Regions from separate parts of the Homo sapiens genome. Here region 1 is linked to region 2. The links are chromatin contacts, found by Hi-C or POLR2A ChIA-PET in ENCODE. All regions are on one chromosome and are shown on one strand. The core of a region is the stretch at or near the end of the contact, and the rest is flanking DNA. Distances in the headings are between cores, read along the strand shown. Region 1 has its middle 30 kb from the start of RABL2A. Region 2 overlaps LINC02936 (long intergenic non-protein coding RNA 2936).

Region 1 (5,751 bases), core at 995-3,494, 38 kb before region 2:
CCACTCTCTTGGCAATTTTTATGTGTACAATACATTGTTATTAACTATAGTCACCATGATGTGTAATACATGTCTTGAACTTACTGCTCCTGAATAACTGAAATTTTGTGTCCTTTGACCAAAGTCTCCCAATCTTCCCACCCCCCAGCCTCTGGAAACCACCATTTTACTCTGTTTCTATGACTTAGACTTTACTACATTCCACATATAAGTGACATCATGCAGCATGTATCTTTCCGTATCTGGCTTATTTCACCTAATGTCCTCCAGTTCATCCACATTTTCACAAATAATAAAATCTCCTTTTGATGGCTATGTAGTATTCCTCTGTGTATATATATCACATTTTCTTGATCCATTCATCTTGTTGATGGATGCTTAGGTTGATACCATATCTTGGCTATTGTTAACAGTGCTGCAATGAACAAAGGAATGCAAATATTTCTTTAACGTACTGATTTCCTGTTGAAATCTATATTCCTTTAGATGTATACCCAGTAATGGGATTTCTGAATCTCAGCAGAATTTTTTTTTTTTTTTTGAGACGGAATCTCGCTCTGTTGTCCAGGCTGGAGTGCAGTGGCACAATCTCGGCTCACTGCAAGCCCTGCCTCCCGGGTTCACGCCGTTCTCCTGCCTCAGCCTCCTGAGTAGCTGTGATTACAGGCGTGCACCACCATGTCCGGCTAATTTTTGTATTTTTAGTAGAGATGGGGTTTCACCTTGTTAGCCAGGATGGTCTCGATCTCCTGACCTCATGATCCACCCACCTCGGCCTCCCAAAGTGCTGGGATTACTGGCATGAGCCGCCGAGCCCGGCCAGAATTTTTATTGTAGAAATCAACAGACTGATGCTAAAACTCATATGGAAAAATATAAAGGACCTAAACCCGCCAAAACAGCTTTAAGAAAACACAGATGTTGGAAGATGTATACTACCTGATTTCCAGACTTATTATAAACCCATTTGCAGTAAGATGGTGTGGTACTGGTGTCAAGATAAACAAATACATGAAAGGAACAAAATAGCTCAAAAGCAGAACCAGACATATATGAACGACTGATTTTCTTCAGAGGTACAAAGGCATTTCAATGGAAAAAGGAAAATCTTTTCAACATATAGTGCTGGAGCAATTGGACATCATATACCAAAGAATTTTCAGCCGGGCACGATGGCTCATGCCTATAATCCCCAGCACTCTGGGAGGCTGAGATGGGCAGATCACCTGAGGTCAGGATTTCAAGACCAGCCTGACCAACATGGTGAAACCCCATCTCTACTAAAAATACAAAAAAATTAGCCACGCGTGGTGGTGAGTGCCTGTAATCACAGCTACTCAGGAGGTTGAGGTAGGAGAATCACTTGAACCCGGGAGGCAGAGGTTGCAGTGAGCTGAGATCATGCCACTGCACTCCAGCCTGGGCAACAAGAGTGAAACTATGTCTCAGGAAAAAAAAAAAAAAAAATTCAATCCAAGTTCATGCGAAATACAAAAATTAACTCAAAATGGATCATAAACCTAAGTGAAAAACCTAAAATTCTAACATTTCTAGAATAAAACATAAAAGAACATTTTTGTGACCTTGGGTTAAGCAAAAATCTCTTAGATCACACACCAAAAGCATGATCCATGATTTCAAGATACATGATAACCACACAAAAATCAACTGTATTTCTGTATACTAGGAATCAACAATTGAGTATCAGAATATGAAATACTTATAAATAATTCTGATAAATAAATAATTCTGACAAAATATGTGAAAAACCTGCACACTCAAAACTATAAAACATTGCTGAGAGAACTGAGGAAGTCCTAAATAAATGAATAGATATACCAAATAATATGTAACAATAAAGAATAAAGTGATTAGTTGTACTCCCTCAAAGTTTAAAACTGCTGAGCTCCAAAAGACACCATTTAGAGAATTAAAAAGCAAGCTCTGACTTGGAGAAGACATTTACAATGCATACAGCTGACAAAGAACTTACACTCAGCATGTAAAAAGAACTCTCAAAACTCTATAAAAAGATGACAACAGAAGTTTTTAAATAGGCAAGAGATTTGAACAGACACTTCCCCAAAGAAGATATATGGATGACAATGAGCACAGGAAATATGCTTAACATCACCAGTCATTAAGCAAATGCAAATTAAAACCACAGTGAAATATTATCACACACCTATCAGAATGACTAAAATTAAAAAGACTGACCAGGGGGGTGGAGCCAAGATGGCCCAATAGGAACAGCTCCGGTCTACAGCTCCCAGCGTGAGCGACGCAGAAGACGGGTAATTTCTGCATTTCCATCTGACGGTTCATCTCACTAGGGAGTGCCAGACAGTGGGCGCAGGACAGTGGGTGCAGCGCACCGTGCACGAGCTGAAGCAGGGCGAGGCATTGCCTCACTCGGGAAGTGCAAGGGGTCAGGGAGTTCCCTTTCTGAGTCAAAGAAAGGGGTGACGGACGCACCTGGAAAATCGGGTCACTCCCACCCAAATACTGTGCTTTTCCTGCGGGCTTAAAAAACGGCGCACCACGAGATTATATCCCGCACCTGGCTCGGAGGGTCCTACGCCCACGGAGTCTCGCTGATTGCTAGCACAGCTGTCTGAGATCAAACTGCAAGGCGGCAGCGAGGCTGGGGGAGGGGCACCCGCCATTGCCCAGGCTTGCTTAGGTAAACAAAGCAGCCGGGAAGCTCGAACTGGGTGGAGCCCACCACAGCTCAAGGAGGCCTGCCTGCCTCTGTAGGCTCCACCTCTGGGGGCAGGGCACAGACAAACAAAAAGACAGCAGTAACCTCTGCAGACTTAAATGTCCCTGTCTGACAGCTTTGAAGAGAGCAGTGGTTCTCCCAGCACGCAGCTGGAGATCTGAGAACCGGCAGACTGCCTCCTCAAGTGGGTCCCTGACCCCCGTGCAGCCTAACTGGGAGGCACCCCCCGCAGCAGGGGCAGACTGACACCTCACATGGCCGGGTACTCCAACAGACCTGCAGCTGAGGGTCCTGTCTGTTAGAAGGAAAACTAACAAAAAGAAAGGACATCCACACCAAAAACCCTTCTGTACATCACCATCATCAAAGACCAAAAGTAGATAAAACCACAAAGATGGGGACAAAACAGAACAGAAAAACTGGAAACTCTAAAAAGCAGAGCGCCTCTCCTCCTCCAAAGGAACACAGCTCCTCACCAGCAACGGAACAAACCTGGACGGAGAATGACTGACGAGCTGAGAGAAGAAGGCTTCAGATGATCAAATTACTCCAAGCTACAGGAGGAAATTCAAACCAATAGCAAAGAAGTTAAAAACTGTGAAAAAAAAATTAGACGAATGGATAACTAGAATAACCAATGCAGAGAAGTCCTTAAAGGAGCTGATGGAGCTGAAAGCCAAGGCTCGAGAACTACGTGAAGAATGCAGAAGCCTCAGGAGCCGATGCGATCAACTGGAAGAAAGGGTATCAGTGATGGAAGACGAAATGAATGAAATGAAGCAAGAAGGGAAGTTTAGATAAAAAAGAATAAAAAGAAACGAACAAAGCCTTCAAGAAATATGGGACTATGTGAAAAGACCAAATCTACATCTGATTGGTGTACCTGAAAGTGACGGGGAGAATGGAACCAAGTTGGAAAACACTCTGCAGGATATTATCCAGGAGAACTTCCCCAATCTAGCAAGGCAGGCCAACATTCAGATTCAGGAAATACAGAGAATGCCACAAAGATACTCCTGGAGAAGAGCAACTCCAAGACACATAATTGTCAGAATCACCAAAGTTGAAATGAAGGAAAAAATGTTAAGGGCAGCCAGAGGGAAAGGTTGGGTTCCCCACAAAGGGAAGCCCATCAGACTAACAGCGGATCTCTCGTCAGAAACTCTACAAGCCAGAAGAGAGTGGGGGCCAATATTCAACATTCTTAAAAGAATTTTCAGCTTTCCACAGCGCGGGGGAACCGGAGGCTGCAGGATGGTCAAGCTGACGGCGGAGCTGATCGAGCAGGCGGCGCAGTACACCAACGCAGTGCGCGACCGGGAGCTGGACCTCCGGGGGTATAAAATTCCCGTCATTGAAAATCTAGGTGCTACGTTAGACCAGTTTGATGCTATTGATTTTTCTGACAATGAGATCAGGAAACTGGATGGTTTTCCTTTGTTGAGAAGACTGAAAACATTGTTAGGGAACAACAACAGAATATGCCGTATAGGTGAGGGACTTGATCAGGCTCTGCCCTGTCTGACAGAACTCATTCTCACCAATAATAGGCTCGTGGAACTGGGTGATCTGGACCCTCTGGCATCTCTCAAATCGCTGACTTACCTAAGTATCCTAAGAAATCTGGTAACCAATAAGAAGCATTACAGATTGTATGTGATTTATAAAGTTCCGCAAGTCAGAGTACTGGATTTCCAGAAAGTGAAACTAAAAGAGCGTCAGGAAGCAGAGAAAATGTTCAAGGGCAAACGGGGTGCACAGCTTGCAAAGGATATTGCCAGGAGAAGCAAAACTTTTAATCCAGGTGCTGGTTTGCCAACTGACAAAAAGAAAGGTGGGCCATCGCCAGGGGATGTAGAAACAATCAAGAATGCTATAGCAAATGCTTCAACTCTGGCTGAAGTGGAGCGGCTGAAGGGGTTGCTGCAGTCTGGTCAGATCCCTGGCAGAGAACGCAAATCGGGGCCCACTGGTGATGGTGAAGAAGAGATGGAAGAAGACACAGTCACAAACGGGTCCTGAGCAGTGAGGCAGATGTATGATAATAGGCCCTCTTGGAACAAGTCTTGCTTTTCGAACATGGTATAATAGCCTTGTTTGTGTTAGCAAAGTGGAATCTATCAGCATTGTTGAAATGCTTAAGACTGCTGCTGATAATTTTGTAATATAAGTTTTGAAATATAAATGTCAATTTTCTACAAATTATAAAAATAAACTCCACTCACTGTGCTACCAAAAAGAGAAAAAGAAAAGAATTTTCAACCTAGAATTTCATATCCAGCCAAACTAAGCTTCATAAGTGAAGGAGAAATAAAATGCTTTACAGACAAGCAAATGCTGAGAGATTTTGTCACCACCAGGCCTGCCCTAAAAGAGCTCCTGAAGGAAGCATTAAACATGGAAAGGAACAACCGGTACCAGCCACTGCAAAAACATGCCAAAATGTAAAGACCATCAAGGCTAGGAAGAAACTGCAGCAACTAACGAGCAAAATAACCAGCTAACATCATAATGACAGGACCAAATACACACATAACAATATTAACTTTAAGTGTAAATGGGCTAAATGCTCCAATTAAAAGACACAGACTGGCAAATTGGATAAAGAGTCAAGACCCATCAGTGTGCTGTATTCAGGAAACCCATCTCACATGCAGAGACACACATAGGCTCAAAATAAAGGGATGGAGGAAGATCTACCAAGCAAATGGAAAATAAAAAAAGGCAGGGGTTGCAATCCTAGTCCCTGATAAAACAGACTTTAAACCAACAAAGATCAAAAGAGACAAAGAAGGCCCGTTACATAATGGTAAAGGGATCAATTCAACAAGAAGAGCTAACTATCCTAAATATACATGCACCCAATACAGGAGCACCCAGATTCATAAAGCAAGTCCTTAGTGACTACAAAGAGACTTAGACTCCCACACAATAATAATGGGAGACTTTAACACCCCACTGTCAACATTAGACAGATCAACGACACAGAAAGTTAACAAGGATACCCAGGAATTGAACTCAGCTCTGCA
Region 2 (5,195 bases), core at 752-3,251:
TATTTTCCTTATCCACTTATTGGTTGATGAGCACTTAGGTTAGTTCCTTATCTTTGCAGTTGTGAATTGTGCTGCAATGAATATATGCATGCAGGTGTCTTTTTTATAATGATTTTTTTTCCTTTGGGTAGATACTCAGAAATGGGATTGTTGGATCGAATGGTAGCTCTACTTTTAATTTTTAAAGAAATCTCCATACTGTTTTCTATAGAGGTTGTACTAATTTACATTCCCACCAGCAGATATACACAAAAATTAATTTAAATGGACCATAAGCTTCCATGTAAGAACTAAAACTATAAAACTTCTTTAAAAGATAGAAGAAAAATCTTTGTGGCCTTGAATTAGGTAAAAAAAAGATTTTTAGATTTGACATCAAAAATATGATTCATAAAAGAAAATATTGATAAATTATACTTCAACAAAATTTAAAACTTTTCTTCTTCAAAAGACAGCATTAAGAAAGTAAACAGATAAACTATACACTTGGAGAAAATATTTGCAAATGGTTTATTTGATCAAGGATTTATATACAGATAATGCAAAGAATTTGAACAGCTCAATAGTTAGAAGCTAATTAAAAATGTGTAAAGGATTTTAGTAGACATATCACCTAAGAAGATATATAAATGGCTAACACATGAAAAATGTTCCAAATAATTAATCATTAGGGAAATGCAACTAAAACCAGAATAACGTACATTCAGTTCATACCCACTAAAATGCCTATAATTAAGAGATTGACAATACCAAGTATTGACAAGTATGTGTTGGTAAGATTTTAAAATGACATAGTCATTTGGAAAATAGTTTGAAAGTGTGTTAAAAAGTTAAACCTGTACTTAACAAACGATCCATCAATTTCACTCCTAAGTATCTATGAAGAGAATTGAAGGTTTATGTCTACCTAAAAGCGTACATGGGGGTGTTTGAAGCCACATTATTCATAATAAGTAAAAACTGAAAATAATTCAAATATCCATTAACTGGTGCATAGATAAAGTAAACTATCCATTAACTGGTGCATAGTAGATCTGTACAATGGAATCCCTAGCAGCAGCGAACCAAGGCTTCAAAGTTCCCTAGTGGTTTCTTTGCCCTCACTGCTGCATGCCACAAAAAGACCATGCTATGAAAAGACCAACATCTCCAAGCATAGCTGTAGATGACTTTGCTTTCACTTCTGGTTACAACTGAACTTACTCATTCTTTGTCTTCTAAAGAAGCCATTCATTTCTTGAGAACTTTTCTGGTGTTTGGTTCCAGAATCTGTCTTTTAGATGACAATTTTTTTTCTTCAGAGTTAGACACAGACTCCATGGCATTTTACTATATTTATAGCGTATTTTTATTATAGTTATGAAATCAGTTTTTTTCTTTTTAATGGAGTTCTTTTTCAAGTTTGATTTTTTCTTTTTTCTTTTCTTTTTTTTTTGTGTGTGTGTTTGTTTGTTGAGACAGGGTTTCACTCTGTCACCTAGGCTGGAGTGCAGTGGCATGACCTCAGCTCACTGCAACCTCCACCTCCTGGGTTCAAGCCATTCTCCTACCTTAGCCTCCAGAGTAGCTGGGACTAGAGGTAGGCACCACTACGCCTGGCTAATTTTTGTATTTTTTTGTAGAGACAGGGTTTCACCATGTTGGTCAGGCTGGTCTTGAACCCCTGACCTCAAGTGATCCACCCACCTTGGCCTTCCAAAATGCTGGGATTACAGGCGTGAGCTACTATGCCCAGCCCCGAATTTGATTTTATTATACCAATATTATCTTCTCCCCCTCCCACAGTTCCCCAAACACTTCTCTACACACTCTGGTCTGGCACAGTTTCAAATTTGTGGAGTTGATATCTGGGGCTCCTACTGGAAGGAGGATAAAAACAGAAGGAATTTGGCACGGGGCTCCTCCATCTTCCACGCATGCGGCATTTGTTCTGAGAATGTCAGCTCCCTCACAGTGCATGTCAGAATGGCATGCCAGCATGGGCCTCTGGTCTAGCACACAGAAAGGGTGAAGAGTACACATGGTGACCATTGTCACTTTGCAGATTTCCTGCCTCCCACTCACATGTCTGAGACCAGTTTTGCTACTGTTGCACCGCTAACCACAGAAGCCAGAAAGGGAAACGACTTTCTTTCTTTTCTTCTTTTTTTTTTTTTTTTTTTGAGATGGAGTCTCACTTTGTCGCCAGGCTGGAGTGCAGTGGCACGATCTCGGCTCACCGCAACCTCCAACTCCCTGGTTCAAGCTATTCTCCTGCCTCAGCCTCCCAAGTAGCTGGGATTACAGGCATGCACCACCACACCCAGCTAATTTGTGTATTTTTAGTAGAGACAGGATTTCACCACGTTGGCCAGGCTGGTCTTGATCTCCTGACTGTGTGATCCACCCGCCTTGGCCTGTCAAAGTGATGAGATTACAGGCGTGAGCCACTGAGCCCAGCCAGGGAAAATAAGTTTTCAATAGAGAATTTTCTATTAAGGAAGAGAGTGTTCTTTCAGCAAAGACAGGCTTTAGCCACACCTGTTTTTATAAGGATTTGAGGGGAGGGAAATATGCCAAGAGACAACTTCAGAAGTTTATAAAGACAAGAGCGACCTCTCCAAAACAGCTAGGAGAGTGGGTCTTTAGTGGTGAGGTCTTCATCTCTGTCTGATCTCTCTAGGCTGAAGGAAAGATGTGAATTTGCTGTGAAGGGATATTCTCCTCAAGGACACTTACCATCTGTTTCCTGGGGATAGGAAGGTAAGTCATCAGTGTCAAGAACCTTACTGGTAAAACAATAAAACAATGTATTCATTCGGATTTGTGCTCTTTAAGTGAGAGGGGTTCTAGAACAGCCTTTCTGTCTGGACCCCTTGATGGTAAACCATCCCGTGTGAGGTCTGCTCTTTACTGTGTGGACGAGGCCAGGGCTGTTATTTGACATCCGTGGCCACAGCCCACAGTCTAACGTCGGCCAGCTCCGGTGTGATTGTACTTAGTACATCAGTAGTCATGAGAAAACTGGCTAAGAAAACACAGAGCTTCAACTGGAACAAAATATTATACGTGCAACACCCATGACCGTGTGGCTGTTTTATCCCCATTGCTCCTTTCTTTTCTGCAGAAGGTTCTTTTTAAATTTTAACGTATATTTGTCCAATTGTTTGGTAATGCATTTCCATGTTTTCAGAAATAGTGAATCAAATCTGGACTGGAACAACACTCCCTCACTTACCTCCTGCACCCAGCGCCTGCCTCGCTGTGGGAATGCCCCATCCTTGGTGTCTTAAAATTTGCAGAGCTTCTTTACTTGTACATAAGACATGTGCATATACAGAGCAAAAATTCTGCATGACCTCACTTACGTGTGGACTCTAAAAATGTCACACTCACAGAAGTGGAGAGTAGAATGATGGTTACCAGAGGCTGGAGGGAGGGGCGGGCAGGGAAAGGGGAGAGGTTGGTCAATGGGTACAAAGTTATCATCAGTTAGAAGGATTAAGTTCTGGTGCTCTATTGCACCGCGTGATGACTATAGTTAATACTAATGTATTGTGTATTTGAAAAGACCTGAAGGAGAGGATTTTCAATGTTCTCACCACAAAGAAATGGTAACTATCGGAGGTGATGGATATGCTAATTAGCCTGGTTGTATCATTCCCCAGTGCATATGTGTATCAAAGCATCACACTGTATCCCATAAATACATGCAATTATTTTTTAATTAAATTTTTTTTAAAACTTAGGCCAGGCTTGGTGGCTCATGCCTATAATCCCAGCACTTTGGGAGGCTGAGGAGGGGGGATCATTTGAGGTCAGGAGTTTGAAACCAGCCTGACCAACACAGGGAAACCCCCTCTGTACTAAAAATACAAACATCAGCCAGGTGTGGTGGCATGTGCCTGTAATCCTAGCTACTCAGGAGGCTGAGGCAGGAGGCTGAGGCGGGAGAATCACTTGAACCCAGGAGGCAGAGGTTTCAGTGAGCCGAGATCACACCACTGTACTCCAGCTTGAGCGACAGAGCGCAGGCTCTGTCTCAAAAAAAAAAAAAACCTAAAAACTTCAAAAATAAATGTGTATCTTATTGTCCCAAATGTTTCACACACCAAAAAACCATTCTTTTCTAAACCTTGTTTTTCTTTTCATTGAACAATAATTTTTGGAGAGCTTTCCAAAGCAGCACATACAGAAATTCATTTTTTGTAGCTCTATAGTATTTTATCTTTGCACAATTTATTTCAAAGCCTCTATTGAGGGACACGTGGACTGTTTACAATGCTTTACTATTATTAAAAAAAAAGAATGCTGCAGTGAATTACCTTACACATATATCTTTTGTGTTGTATCTATGGAATAAATTCCTAGAAATAGAATTGGGAGAGATATACATTTGCAATAAATATCACCAGACTGTCCTTTGTAGGCTTTGGCTTATCACTTTATAGCGTAAAAATTTTTATAAGATATATCCTTACCTCATACCATATAAAAAATTAACTCAAAATGAAACAAAAGCCTACATGTAAGAGAATACACAGGGATAAATCCTGATGATCTCAGATTTGGCAACGGGTTCTTTGTTCTGAGAATCCTGACTCCCTCACAGTGCGTGTCAGAAGCTCAAGCAACAAGAGAAAAACATAGATGAAATGAATTTCAACAAAATTTTAAACTTTTGTGCATTGAAGAACTCTATCAAAAAAGTGAAATGACAACCCACAGAATGAGAGAATATGTTTGCCAACTGTATATGTCTGTTCAGGGTCTGTCTAATATTGTCCTGTGATTTCCCAGATTTTTTTTTTTGAGATGGAGTCTCGCTCTGTTGCCCAGGCGGGAGTGCAGTGGCACGATCTCAGCTCACTGAAACCTCTGCCTCCCATGTTCAAGCCATTCTCCCACCTCAGCCCCCCAATTAGCTGGGATTACAGGCACACGCCACCACACCTGGCTAATTTCTGTATGTTTAGTAGAGATGGGGTTTCACCATTTTGACCAGGCTGGTCTCAAACTCCTGACCTCAAGTGATTTGATCTCAAGTGATCTGCCCGCCTTGGCCTCCCAAAGTGCTGGGATTACAGGCGTGAGCCACTGCGCCTGGCCTTAAATTCTTTATGTCTATTTGGTATCTAGTAACTGCAAGGCCAGCAGACAAGTGTTTACCTCTCTCCTTCAAGAAGGGGCATTCCCCTCCAAGGATGGGGCATTCC

Evidence for each region. A loop is a pair of places that touch in the nucleus more often than their neighbours do. ChIA-PET counts read pairs that join two places held with the same protein, here RNA polymerase II (POLR2A). Pooled maps may share reads with other maps.
Region 1: a map with no recorded cell type shows a loop between it and region 2 (8-fold over the local background). The contact joins two enhancer-like sites. A Hi-C loop is called at or near these places in 4 of 37 single-sample maps with no recorded cell type and 10 of 50 pooled maps. POLR2A ChIA-PET finds 5 or more read pairs at or near these places in 1 of 52 experiments (activated B cell).

What each region holds. Positions count from the first base shown.
Region 1 is chr2:113,653,932-113,659,682 of GRCh38, forward strand. It overlaps the pseudogene SNRPA1P1. Among named protein-coding and RNA genes, the nearest start is that of RABL2A, 30 kb to the left of the region's middle. RefSeq lists an enhancer at 1,943-2,500. Within about 2 kb of position 2,245, at least 2 of the 41 ENCODE cell types and tissues checked have a DNase peak (open chromatin) inside an H3K27ac peak, as active enhancers do.
Region 2 is chr2:113,691,715-113,696,909 of GRCh38, forward strand. The region is part of intron 1 of LINC02936 (long intergenic non-protein coding RNA 2936); the gene reads right to left. Among named protein-coding and RNA genes, the nearest start is that of LINC02936, 9.9 kb to the right of the region's middle. RefSeq lists enhancers at 1,727-1,816, 2,257-2,386, 3,647-3,696. Within about 2 kb of position 2,002, at least 5 of the 41 ENCODE cell types and tissues checked have a DNase peak (open chromatin) inside an H3K27ac peak, as active enhancers do.